Regions from separate parts of the Homo sapiens genome. Here region 2 is linked to region 1. A link is a contact called in ENCODE Hi-C or POLR2A ChIA-PET data. All regions are on one chromosome and are shown on one strand. The core of a region is the stretch at or near the end of the contact, and the rest is flanking DNA. Distances in the headings are between cores, read along the strand shown. Region 1 holds the start of GOLGA1 (golgin A1). Region 2 overlaps SCAI (suppressor of cancer cell invasion).

Region 1 (6,707 bases), core at 2,246-4,745:
GCCACTGCACTCCGGCCTGGCTGACAGAGTGAGACTCTGTCTCAAAAAAAAAAAAAAGAAGAGAAAAGAAATTTATCTAACTTAAGAGGATCCTGTCATATGCAAAAGCCACACTTTATTTTTTAAGCATGACATTTCCCTCATATAGCAACATCTTCATTTTTTGAAATCTTATAGTCACAAATGTATTTTACTAATAAGAAACATATTGTAGGCTGGGCATGGTGGCTCACGCCTGTAATCCCAGCACTTTGGGAGGCCAAGGTGGGCGGATCGCCTGAGCTCAGGAGTTTGAGACCACCCTGGGCAACATGGTAAAAACCTGTCTCTACTAAAATACAAAAAATTAGCCAGGCATGGTGGAACACACCTGTAGTCCCAGCTACTCGGGAGGCTGAGGCACGAGAATTGCTTGAGCCCCAGAGGCAGAGGTTGTGGTGAACCAAGATCAGGCCACTGCACTCCACTTTGGGCTACAGAGCGAGAATCCATCTCAAAAAAAAAAAAAAAAGAAAGAAAAAAGAAAAAAAGCAACATACTGTAATCACTGGGGCCATCTTTCCAACAATCGTCCCAATACAACAATGCACTCTTGCTAACCCCATACCACAACTCAGAGACCTTGTTAAGCAGCAATGACTTAGTTGTTATATAAGTATATATGTCTGCAATGAAAACAGGCCCAGACATTTTCAGAAATGAAATGCAAAAGAAGATGTATAAGGTATATAGACGGAAAAACAGTACAAGAGGACACTGGAGAGAATATGGAGAGGAACTCACAGAAAAATAAGGAAAAAAATATAGAGTACCTTAACATTTACAAACCAAACATTAACAAAAAGGTACCTCAGAGTAAGAAGAATCAGATGTACAGGCTCTTGTACAGCTATAAACCATGAAAGGTATGAAATAATCAAGCAATTTAAAATATTTATTGGAAGAATACCCTGCAAAAGTATCTTTATTTCTTAAGTAAAGGTACTTACAAAGTCATCTCCTGAGTCAGCTCCCATTGAGGCAACTGATTCCTTGCTCACAGACCGTGGGATCCTAGTAGCACCTCCTGGCCTCTGAGCAACAGCAGTCTCTTCTGCAATTTTCTTCTTCAGTTTTGCAAACATGTTTGCTGTGTGGCTATCCTGCACAGATGACGAGCTCTCAGTAGTCCTGGTGCCTGTGTTCAGGATTCAGACAGAGGCGCCTACAAAGTTTCAGACATCCAAGCTAGCTGCATTCCCACTTAAATGTGGGCCAAGGGCTTATGGCAACACAGGATCTACAAATCAGATGAAAGAGACAGTTCAAAAGTTAAACATTGGAAAGATTTCGCATCTGAGTTGTTAAGTTTTAGATTTCAAAACTAAGTTTCATAACTTACATGTACACTTATAGAACACAATTACTAAACATTTAAAAAGCACTCAGGTGCTTCATATGCATATACAGATGAAGAAACCCAGTCTCAAGAAGATGAAGTAACCTACCAAAGATTGTGTGGCTAAGTGGAAGGGCTGGTATTTGAACAGAGGACTCTGATTCACAAATCTCTACGTTTTTTTTTTTTAATTACATGTTGGCTATGACATATAACACACTTGGTAAAATGTCCCAGAGCAGACATCAACATCATATATTCATGACTTAATGATTTCAAATCCTTCCTCCAATAAGCTTAACTACAGTTTAGTGTTCTTTAAGTTGAAGACAAAAATGCATGTAATTCAATTCATATGTAATTCAATATTCAATATGTAATTCAATATGTAAAAGGTGTAATATCCTACTGTTTCAGGATGGTTTGCAATCAACTGTCCAATAGGAAAAGCTGGTAACAGAAAAAAGAAGACACACCAGACAACTCTATTATATAAGTATCTGATATCCTTGAACATTTTCTAGAGACGCTGTGTGGTTTTGAGTTTGATAAAATTACCTCCAATGAGTTTATTTTCTTTCTTTCTTTTTTTTTTTTTTTTTTTTTTTTTTTTTGAGATGGAGTTTCGCTCTTGTTGCCTAAGCTGGAATGCAATGGCACTATCTCGGCTCACCGCAACCTCCACCTCCTGGGTTCAAGCGATTCTCCTGCCTCAGCCTCCCGAGTAGCTGGGATTACAGGAATGCGCCACTATGCCCGGCTTATTTTATATTTTTAGTAGAGACGAGGTTTCTCCGTGTTGGTCAGGCTGGTCTCAAACTCTTGACCTCAGATGATCCACCTGCATTGGCCTCCCAAAGTGCTGGGATTACAGGCATAAGCCACTGCGCCCGGCCTCACAGTTTCTTTTCTTAAGAATGTTTGACATGATATTCAAAGTAAGATTCAAAAACCTTTTCCTCCTAATGGTGTATAAAACACTAATATTCTGGTTCCAACCTTAACTTTCCATGTTTTGTGGAGGATACCTAAGCTCTGCTCTGAGATACACAAATGCCATCTTACCACTTCAGATCCTCCATTAAGGCTGTACAATTCTTCAGAAACTTTACTTTCAATGTGTGTAAACCACTTACTCACCTGGCTTATCTACTAGATTTAAAACAGCTTGGAGGTCAAAGCATTCTGTCCTGCATGAAGACAAAGATAAAATGCATTGGGTATTTCTTTTCAAGTGTATGGCCAAAATGTTGGGTGGGGATAGGGGGAAGAAGTGAAGGAAGAGGAGGGGCAGAAGAAGGATTAAAGGGGGTAAGAAAACCTGTCACAACTCTCAATGGGATACCCTCCCTAACCCTGATCTCCTATGAAATTGTTTTTTGCCTAAGAGCTTCACTTACAAGCGCATAGAACAGAATTGATCACCGCAGCGGGTGCCTAAATTCACTTCTCCCTGGGAGCCCTGAGCAAAACAATTTGAATGAGGTTAAGTTTTCCTGGAGCCAGTATTTATTTCTCAGTTGATTACTACACTCACATACTGTTTACCCGGCCAGACCCTGGGCGTCTGGTCACGGATGTGCACTGACAAAAAGCAAGGCAAAATTGGGTAAAGACAGATGTCTAACCCCCAGGGAGGCAGGCAGGTGCCTGCCACGGCAGTTTGGATCTCACTCCCTCAGGCTACCTCCAGCCCCGCCCGTGCTTTGGACTGTCAAAGAAAGGAAGGATCCAACATCTCTCCCATTTGACAGCAAGGAAACTGAGCCCTAGAGAGGAGGAGCGACTTGTCCAAGGTCGCGCAGGGAGGAATCCCGGAACCCTAGGCTCCAGACTCCCAGGCCGGGGCAGCCCGCCTCCGCCCCCACTCTCACCCTTTCAGCACCCCGGTGCCGCCCCCCGCCTTGGGGCTCGGGCAACCCTGACCGGGCCGCTGTGGGGACAGACCGAGGCCACTGGGAGAATAAGGGGCCTGCTCGCATTCCCGGAGTCCTGGCCCGCGCACCTGCCTCTCTCTGGGAAGCCAGCAAAGCCCCGCCTCCCGGGCCTCTCGTGAGCCCCGGCCCGCGTCACCAACCCCCACCGCCCAGCCGGCGAGCCGAGCAGCGACCCGGAACCGCACGTCTCCCAGCGCGCCGGAAGTGACTGCGCGGTGGGGGGAGGGGGTTGGTCCGACGCGCGCATGCGCCCGTGCGCGGCCTTGGCGGCTACTGTTACCACCTCTGAGCGGCGACTGGGCCGGAACGGCTGGAGTTCTCGGGTGCCCAGCCGGGCGCTCCCTCAGCCCAGTTCGCCACGTCAGCGAGCGGCCAGAGCCACAGATGATGACTGAGTCTCCGAGGCCTCTCGGTCTTTTTCTATTTTAACAGGGGCGCGTGCAGAGCGTGGTAAGTGGGAGGGGCTTCGTGTCAAAAGTAAAAGAACCCAGTCGGTGCCACAGGCCCCGCTGTGCTGTGCTGGCTACAAACCCGGCCGGGGCTGCACTGCTTGGCCAGGCGCCCCCCCGCGCCGCCCGGTCCCGCCGCACCCTAGGCAGCTGCCTTGCCACCGTGTGACCCGGGAAGTCTGCGCCTCCAGCTTCACTCACAAGCCAGTAGCTCCAGAAACTAGTCCTGGGACCTTACACCTTGAGACCAGTTTTTAGACTTTGGCGCCTGTCACCTACTGTAGATGATGCGTTTTATATCGCAACCGAGTACATAACGTCCAGCAGAACCACGTTCTTACTATGTAATGCACTTAAAAACGCTGGTGGCAGCTCACTATATTGGATTAGCTTCACCATCCGCTGCTGGGCCGTCTCCTTTCTGCTTAGGAAGGAAGTTGAAAACATCAAAAGTGCACGGCGCGCGCTTCTGTGGTCCCAGCTACTCGGAAGACCGAGGTGGGAGGATCTCTTGAGACCAGGGCTTCCAGACCAGCCTGGGCACCGTGGCGAGACTCCGTCTCTTTAAATAAATAGCAATCATGCAGGCAGTAGGAAAATAAACAAAAGAGGAAAAACTATCTTGTTCCAAGTCACAGTCCAGGCCGGGCGCGGTGGCTCACTCCTGTAATCCCCACACTTTGAGAAGCCGAGGCGGGTGGTTCACCCGAGGTCAGGAGTTCAGACCAGCCTAACATAGCGAAACCTCGTCTCTACTAAAAATACAAAATTAGCCGGGCATGGTGGCCCATGCCTGTAATCCCAATTACTTGGGAGGCTGAGGCAGGATAATCGCTTGAACCCGGGAGGTGTAGGTTGCAGTGAGTCAAGATCGCGCCATTGCACTCCAGCCTGGGCAACAAGAGCGAAACTCTATCTCAAACAAAAAGTCACGGTCCAAATCAGTACCCTAAGTCAGGTCCCTGAACTCGTCAATGCCAAGCCAGCCATTCCACCTTAAGGAACTCTGGTTCCATCCCCAGACTCAACACAAGCCCAAGAATAAGCAGATTCCACCCAATTCTTCAACAGTCCCTTCCCTCGCGTGTTCCAGTTCTGACCTGCAGGAGCAGGGCAGGGAAAAAACCAAAACCAGGATTCAAACATTGACAAACTAACAAGAAGCATCAACCCCAAGATAGTTCAAAGCCTCTGAGATATTTGAATGAAGCAAACCCTAACAGTTCAGCTGTCAATACCGAAAAAGTACCAAAAACTTTAAGCAAATAATGTTTATTTTTATATTGATGATACACTTAATATATATGTGGATTCAAGGTACAAAATTCATGTACAAGAGTTCACACCTGATGAATGTAGACACATTCCTAGAGAACATTTATCAATGTGAAAATTTCTTTAATACACTGACAACAAAAATCAAATATTCTCTAATCTCGTTATTCAATAAACATCAAAACAACGTTTCAGTTTTCATCCTCTAGTACTGAAGTGCCCTCAAGGTGGTAGGCACTGTATAGCAGGAGAAAACATTGGAAAGCCTACTGAATCCGCTCTGCAGAATCACAGTGTTTACTCTGAAATTCATTTAGTGAAGTAGTGGAAGGCTATCTTTTATGACAAATCACATCTCATACAAGAGTCAAAAGTGATGAACTCAAGAAAATAAAATGTTTCAAGAACTTCTCAATTTCTAAAATCTATGGAGTATTAACCATAACAGACAAAGAAGAAAAAGGCTGCTGGAAAGGAAGAAAAAAACATCCTGTTTAAGAGAACGTATGGCTTAAGCAATTTAGAACACAACTGACAAGACTTTTACAATACCACAAATGTTCAAGTCAAATGATAGTGACAGTATAATTTTCCCCTTAGTCATTGGTAGTAAATAGCCCCTTCAAAATTTATTCTACTGTTAACACATATAAAAACTATGAATCCAAACAGTTTTGCTAACGGGGCTGAGTTGATGGATTTTTTTCTAAAGTATTAACTCACAATATCCAAATATTAATACAAATGAACGACAAGATTGTTTCAAAGATTACAGTGATTTGTGAATAGCTAAATAGGCAACCAAATAGCTTCATTATTTGCACGACAGATTAGCAGCACTTGGATAAGAATTGTTACATGAAAAATATTGTGCTTCAGTCTCTTGAGGAGAGCTAATATAACTCTATAATCCCTATAGTGTTAAAATTCTATAACATTTCAGTTACAGACAAGCACAATTGTTAAAAAGTATTTCACACCACTAGAAAATCGAGTAATTATATCCTCCAAATGAATTACTTCTATGATTTAAACAAGTGCATTTCTGCCTAATAATCAGAATGTAGACAATAAGTTCAGCATTATTTTCAAGGGAAAAAGATCAAACATAACTTATTTTAACTCCTATTTGATTATCTTAACCTTTAGTGATGATTAGAACTTAAAAAAGGGAAACTCAACCTTCCAATGGAAACTGCTCAGAGGAAATAATAAAGTGTCCTGAAATTACAATAATTCTTAGCACAAAGTAAAAAGTGATTTATAACTGCTTCATCTGATTCAATGATTAATGAAATCACTATTTATACTGGTGCTACACAACGAAGATAACCTATATGGATAAGTTATTTTACTTGTAAACTCTACTATGAAAATGTTAGGACTTTGTATTTGCCTTTCCTATTATCTAAGATGTTTCTACCTCAACTGGAAGAATCATCCAAAATCTAAAGGTTTCTCTGATTGTTGAACAGCAAGGTTTATTAAAAATAAGCAAAAAAGTTGGAGAACTAGCCATATGGTCTATGTGGCAAAAGGAATGCATTCAGATAACTATAAAAAGCCACATAAATCAAGTTCTAGATTATTGTACTGAACCATTAGAAGGTCTTTTTAATGATACAGTAACAAGTTAACAAAAACCATTCTTCAGGAAATAGTAATAAA
Region 2 (6,707 bases), core at 2,824-5,323, 130 kb after region 1:
CTCTAGCCTAGGTGACAGAGTGAGAATCAATCTCAAAGGAGGAAAAAAAAAAAAAAAAGAATGAATATAGAAAAGACAGGACAAATGGAAGGCAAAGAGTGTAACAGTAAAATTAAAACACAATATGTCAGTAGCTACAATATATTTTAATGAACTAAGTAATAAAATTTAATGATGAAGTCCATCAGATTGGATTTAAGAAAAAAAACTGATACATGAGTAAAAGATTGAAAAGGTTGTAAGTCAAAGTATGGAAAATACATATCTTGAAACATCAACCAAAAGGGAAGAAGTGTAGCTACGCTATTATCAGGCGACACTGACTTTAAGTCCCCCTCAAAAAAAAAATCAACATAGATGAGAAGAATATTCCCTAGTGACAAAGTGTTCAGGTCAATATATCCCTTTTATCTTTTTTTTTTTTTTTTGAGACAGAGTTTCACTCTTATCACCCAGGCTGAAGTGCAATGGCGGGATCTCGGCTTACTGCAACCTCCATCTCCCAGGTTCAAGTGATTTTCCTGCCTCAGCCTCCCAAGTAGCTGGGATTACAGACATGCACCACCATGCCCAGCTAAGTCTTGTATTTTTAGTAGAGACGGGGTTTCACCATATTGGCCAGGCTGATCTTGAACTCCAGACTCAGGTGATCCCCCTGCCTTGGCCTCCCAAAGTGCTGGGATTACAGGCGTGAGCCACCGCGCCCAGCCAATTCAATATATTTCTAAAAATCATATGCACCTAATAACATAGCCTCAAAATATATAAATAAAAACGGATAAAACTAAATGAAGAAACAGACAAATCCACAATCATAAGGGGAAATTTTAGAACATATCCCTCAGTAACTAACAAAAGAATCATAAAAAAAAGACTAACGATAGTAGGATTTTTAAAATCCCCATTAATAAAGTTGACCTAACTGAAATATAGAGAACCACACATCTACAAACTGCAGAATATGTCTTTTTTATTCACATACCCATGGAGCAATCATAAAGACCAATTCTAGACGGGTGCCGTGGTTCAAATAAATAAATTAATTAATTAATACTAATTCTCATACTCCATCTCAAATAAATAAGTAAATAAATACTAATTCTATGCTAGATATAAACCAAGTCCCTAGATGTCACAAATAATTAAAATTACAGTATACCTTCTGACCACACTGCAAGTAAGTGAGAAATCAATAGCCAAAATATTACTAAAAAAATTCTCAGGTGGGTGCAGTGGCTCATACCTGTAATCTCAGCACTTTGGGAGGCTGAGGTGGGCAGATCACCTGGGGTCAGGAGTTCAAGACCAGACTGGCCAACATAGTGAAATCCCGTCTCTACTAAAAATACAAAAATTAGCTGGGCATGGTGGTGGGTGCCTGTAACCCCAGCTACTTGGGAGGCTGAGGCAGGAAAATCACTTGAACCCAGGAGGCGGAGGTTGCAGTGAGCCAAGATCGTGCCACTGCATTCTAGCCTGGGCGACAGAGTGGAACTCCATCTCAAAAAACAAACAAACAAAAAAATCCCATGTTTGGAAATTAAGAAATATCCATGTAAATAATTCACGGGTCAAAAAACATCATAATGAAAAGTAGAAAACATTCTGAACTGATTCACAATGAAAATTAAAGCTTATAGATACAGATAATTCTATGCTTAGAGAGAAATGGCTGGCCTTTAAACACATACATTTAAAAAGAGGTTAGGAAATGAACAGCCAATAAGAGCAGCCAATTAAACCCAAAGAAAATAGAGGGCAATAAATTTACATAGATGAAATTAATTAAATAAGAAACACAACAAAGTCAACAAAATAAAGTTAGTTCTTTAAAAAGACTAATAAAACCCTGGCAAGAATGACCCACGGGGGAAAAAAAACAACAACAGAGAATAACTAATATCAAGAATGAAAAAAAGGAGTATCACTGCTGAAAACAAAAAGATCACAAAAGGAATATTATAAATAACTTAATGCCATCAACGTGAACATTTAAGTAAAATAGACAAACACTGAGAAAAACACTTTTTGCTAAACCTGATACACAAAGAAATTTTGAAGAGTTCTAGATCTACTAAAACATTGACAGCCTAATTGAAAGCCTACCCACAATGAAAACTCCACACCCAGGTGGTTTCACTGTCAAATTTATAAAAAACATCTAAAGAAGACAAAAGAAAAAGAGGCAATCTTACATAAACTCTTACAGAATAGAGAAGAAGGAACATTCCTCAGCTCATTTTATGATGCCAACATAATTTTGATACCAAACCCTAACAGGGATATTATAAGAAAGCAAAATTACAGGCCATTCTCACTAATGAGTATAGATACAAATATACTAAGCCAAATGTTAGCAAGTCCAATTCGGCAATATATAAAAAGGACATGACAAAATTGGACTTATTTTAGGAATGTAAAGTTGGTTTGATATTTGAAAATCAATCACTGTAATTTATCACACAAGTAGAATGAAGGACAAAAATCATACTACAATTGCTCAACAGATGCACAACTCACATTTGGTAAAATTTAACATTGGCTCACAATTAAGAAAAAGAAACCAACTCAGCAAACTAGGAACAGAAAGGGAGCTTCATTAATTTTATAAAGGATATGTATTTTAAAACTATAGCAAAAATCATACTTTTCAGTGAAATGTTGATATCTTTCCCCTTGAGATTGTGAATGACTGCTATCACCAGAACCTCTGATACTGTATTGAATAAAGAAAAAAAGAAAACAAAGATATAAGCTGTTATTATTTGTACATAACATGAACATTTCCATAGAAATTTCAAAAGAATCTATATGTAATTATCAGAATTAACCAGTGGGTTTAGCAAAGTTTCTGGATAAAAGGTCAACACATATAAAGGTTAAGTATATTTCTATATTCCCAAGAACAAAGAAAAAATTTTTAAATCAATTTAGTGTAGCCTCAGTGTACAGTGTTTCTAAAATCTACAGAAGTGTATGGTCATGTCCTAGGCCTTCACATTCACTCACCACTTGCTCACTGACTCACCCAAAGCAACTTCCAGTCCTGCAGGCTCCATTCATGGTAAGTGCCCTGATAGGTATACCATTTTTTATTTTATTTTATTTTATTTATTTATTTATTTTTTTTTGAGACGGAGTCTCGCTCTATCTCCCAGGCTGGAGTGCAGTGGCATGATCTCAGCTCACTGCAAACTCTGACTCCCGGGTTCACACCATTCTCCTGCCTCAGCCTCATGAGTAGCTGGGACTACAGGTGCCTGCCACCGCGCCCGGCTAATTTTTTGTATTTTTAGTAGATACGGGGTTTCACTGTTAGCCAGGATGGTCTCGATCTCCTGACCTCGTGATCCGCCTGCCTCGGCCTCCCAAAGTGCTGGGATTACAGGCGTGAGCCACTGCGCCTGGCCTATTTATTTTTTTTAAAGATGCAGTTGTGCTTGGAACCATTTTTTAATCTCTTACATTGTGTTTTTACTGCACCATTTCTATGTTTAGATATGTTTGGATATACAAGTACTTAACATTGTATAATTGCTAACAGTATTCAGTACAGTACCATGCTGTACAGGATTGCAGCCCAGGAGCAACAGGCTATACCGTGAAGCCTAGGTATGTAGGAAGCCTATACCATCTAGTTTGTGTAAGTACACTCTATGATATTTGCACAATAAAATTGCCTCATGACACATTTCTCAGAACATATCCCTGTTGTTAAGCAACACGACTGTATATATAAATTATGTGGGCAGACTGGAAATCCATAAACAAGATCAATTCAACAGACACTTGTGGGAAGCACATGGGTAAACATATCACAAGAATAGAAGTAGAGACAAAGGAAAAAGAACATATATTTTAATGGGTTGAATTGTGTCCCCCTTAAAAGATATGTTGAAGTCCTAACTTCTGGTACCTGTGAACGGGACGGGACCTTCTTTGGAAATAGGGGTTTTGCAGATGTAATTAAGGCCTAAGTTAAGATGACGTCATGCTGGAGTAGAGTGGGCCCTGAACACAATGTGACTGCTGTCCTTAAAGAGCAGAGGAGACACAGAGACAGACACACAGGGAAGGGAGAATGCCATGTGAAGACAGACAGGAAGGAAGGCAGCCACGTGAAGACGGAGGCAGAGATCAAAATCACACAGCTTCAAGCCAAGGAACGCCAAGGATTGCTGGCAACCATCAGAAGCCGGGAGAGAGACCTGGAACAGATTTCCCTTCTGAGTCGCTAAGAAGGAACCAATTCTGCAACCACTTAATTTTGGATTCTGGCCTCCTGAACTATGAAAGCATAAATTTCTGTTGTTTTAAGCCACCCAGCTTGTCATTTCTCATTTTTGTCTTAATTTGCATTTCTCTGACAACTAATGAAGTTCAACGCCCTTTCATTTGTTACAGCAGGCCTGGGAAACTAATACATAGATACATAATACATCGATAGAGTCCTTACACAGATTACAAAATGGGCAAACAAGCAAAACAACAACGAGCAGGGACAACTGCTCAAAGATGTGTTTTGCTGAGTAAAGAAAATTTGGCAAATTATTGACCTGCCTTGTTGATAATTACTTTTTATAGGAAGTTTGTGACAAAGCAACAAGAAAAACTGCCTCTCTGGACTGAATTCTGAGTAAGTAGTTGGTAATATGAAAGTCTGAAAGAAATCTTGAGAGAAAATAATGTTAAGTCTGCATTACATTATACCAGTATGCATAAAGTGGAGTCATAATGGCAGTGGAAAGGGCCTTGGTATAGCACAAAAGCCCGAGTATTTCTGTTGCTAACACTTAGTTATGTGATTTTAACCAAAAATAACTTTAGTTAACACTGTGATTGCAAGTTTTTAATCCAGCAAAACAAGAAATTTACAAGCCAGGCATGGTGGCTCACACCTGTAATCCTAGCACTTTGGGAGGCCAAGGCAGGAGGATCGCTTGAGGCTAGATGTTCAAGATCAACCTGGGCAACAAAGCAAGACCCCATCTCTACAAAAATTAAAAAATTAGCCAGGCATGATGGCATGCACCTGTAGTTCCAGCTACTCGGGAAGCTGAGGCAGGAGGATCCCCTGAGCCCAGGAGTTTGAGGTTACAGTGAGCTGACTGAGCCACCACACTCCAACCTGACTGACAGAGTGAGATCCTGTCTGAAAAACAACAACAACAACAAAAAAATACAACAAAAAACAAAGAGGCTGGGCATGGTGGCTTATGCCTCTAATCCCAGCACTTTGGGAGTCCAAGGCAGACAGACTGCTTGAAGCCAGGAGTTCAAGACCAGCCTGAATAACATGGCAAAACCCCATCTCAATTATTCTCTAAAAATTTTTTATAAAAAAATTAAAAATAAATTTACACTTGGCTTGCTTACCTCAGATACCTGTTGTGAAGATAAAAATAAGATTTCAGCTGTAAAATCAGTTTGAAAACACTACATAATATATAATATCACCATCGTTATTATTCTGCAGTTAGTGATGTTTCAAAAACATAAGGAACAACTCTGTGATCAGACTGAAAAGGTAAACAGGCAGAGAAAAGAAAGGAAGTACATAGGAAAGAAAATAAAAATATAACAAAAAATTTGACCAGGCGCGGTGCCTCACGCCTATAATCCCAGCACTTTGAGAGGCCAAGGCGGTTGGAAAACTTGTGGTCAGGAGTTCAAGACCAACCTGGTCAACATGGTGAAACTCCTGTCTCTACTAAAAATACAAAAAATTAGCCAGGCCTGGTGGCATGCACCTGTAACCCTAGCTACTCGGGAGGCTGAGGCAGGAGAATCACTTTAACCCGAGAGGCAGAGGTTGCAGTGAGCCAAGATCATGCCACTGCACTCCAGCCTGGGAGACAGAGTGAGACTCCATCTCAAGAAAAGAAAAATTAAAAAACAAAAAAATTTATTCTGACAAAGAAAGGAGAGCATTTATGGAAATCACATGCTAAGAAAGGGATCATTTTGTTATGAGCTCAGATTTTTTTTTTTTTGAGACGGAGTCTTGCTCTGTCGCCCAGGCTGGAGTCCAGTGGCGTGATCTTGGCTCACTGCAAGCTCCGCCTCTGGGGTTCATGCCATTCTTCTGCCTCAGCCTCCCGAGTAGCTGGGACTACAGGCGCCCACCACCACGCCCGGCTAATATTTTTGTATTTTTAGTAGAGACGGGGTTTCACCATGTTGGCCAGGATGGTCTCGATCTCCTGACCTTGTGATCCGCCCGCCTCAGCCTCCCAAAGTGCTGGGATTACAGGCGTCAGCCATTGCACCCGGTCTTTTTTTTTTTTTTTTTTTTTTTGAGACGTCGTCTTGCTCTTGTCACCAAGGCTGGAGTGCAGTTGCATGATCTTGGCTCACTGCAACCTCCACCTCCCGGGTTCAAGCAATTCTCTGCCTTAGCCTCCTGAGTAGCTGGGATTACAGGCGCCCGCCACCACACCTGGCTGATTTTTGTACTTTAGTAGAGATGTGGTTTCGCCATGTTGGCCAGGCTGGTCTCGAACTCCTGACCTCAGGTGATCTGCCCACCTCGGTCTCCCAAAGTGCTGAGGTTACAGGCGTGAGCCACCGTGCCCGGCCATGAGCTCATATTTTTAAAAAACATACAAAGAGATGGAATGGCTGTATAATTAAGCATGAGCATAAAATACTATCACATGTCTCAGCTGTAAAAATGGAATATTAATAATACCTAGCTCTTAAAGTTG

Evidence for each region. A loop is a pair of places that touch in the nucleus more often than their neighbours do. ChIA-PET counts read pairs that join two places held with the same protein, here RNA polymerase II (POLR2A).
Region 2: a map of sigmoid colon shows a loop between it and region 1 (2.8-fold over the local background). The contact joins the enhancer-like site here to the promoter of GOLGA1 in region 1. A Hi-C loop is called at or near these places in 2 of 168 maps with a recorded cell type or tissue (B cell and sigmoid colon). POLR2A ChIA-PET finds 5 or more read pairs at or near these places in 2 of 52 experiments (OCI-LY7 and activated CD4-positive, alpha-beta T cell).

The regions. Positions count from the first base shown.
Region 1 is chr9:124,937,588-124,944,294 of GRCh38, forward strand. It overlaps GOLGA1 (golgin A1), which reads right to left and starts at 3,496. Exons shown (of 23, transcript NM_002077.4): 1 at 3,384-3,496; 2 at 2,519-2,568; 3 at 990-1,279. The coding sequence starts at 1,124. SCAI (suppressor of cancer cell invasion) reads right to left here. Exons shown (of 18, transcript NM_001144877.3): 18 at 5,021-6,707. RefSeq lists enhancers at 3,088-3,588, 3,589-4,089 and silencers at 3,171-3,540, 3,871-3,930.
Region 2 is chr9:125,063,343-125,070,049 of GRCh38, forward strand. The region is part of intron 2 of SCAI (suppressor of cancer cell invasion); the gene reads right to left. Among named protein-coding and RNA genes, the nearest start is that of SCAI, 77 kb to the right of the region's middle. Within about 2 kb of position 4,074, at least 3 of the 41 ENCODE cell types and tissues checked have a DNase peak (open chromatin) inside an H3K27ac peak, as active enhancers do; they include sigmoid colon, where a contact is called at or near this core.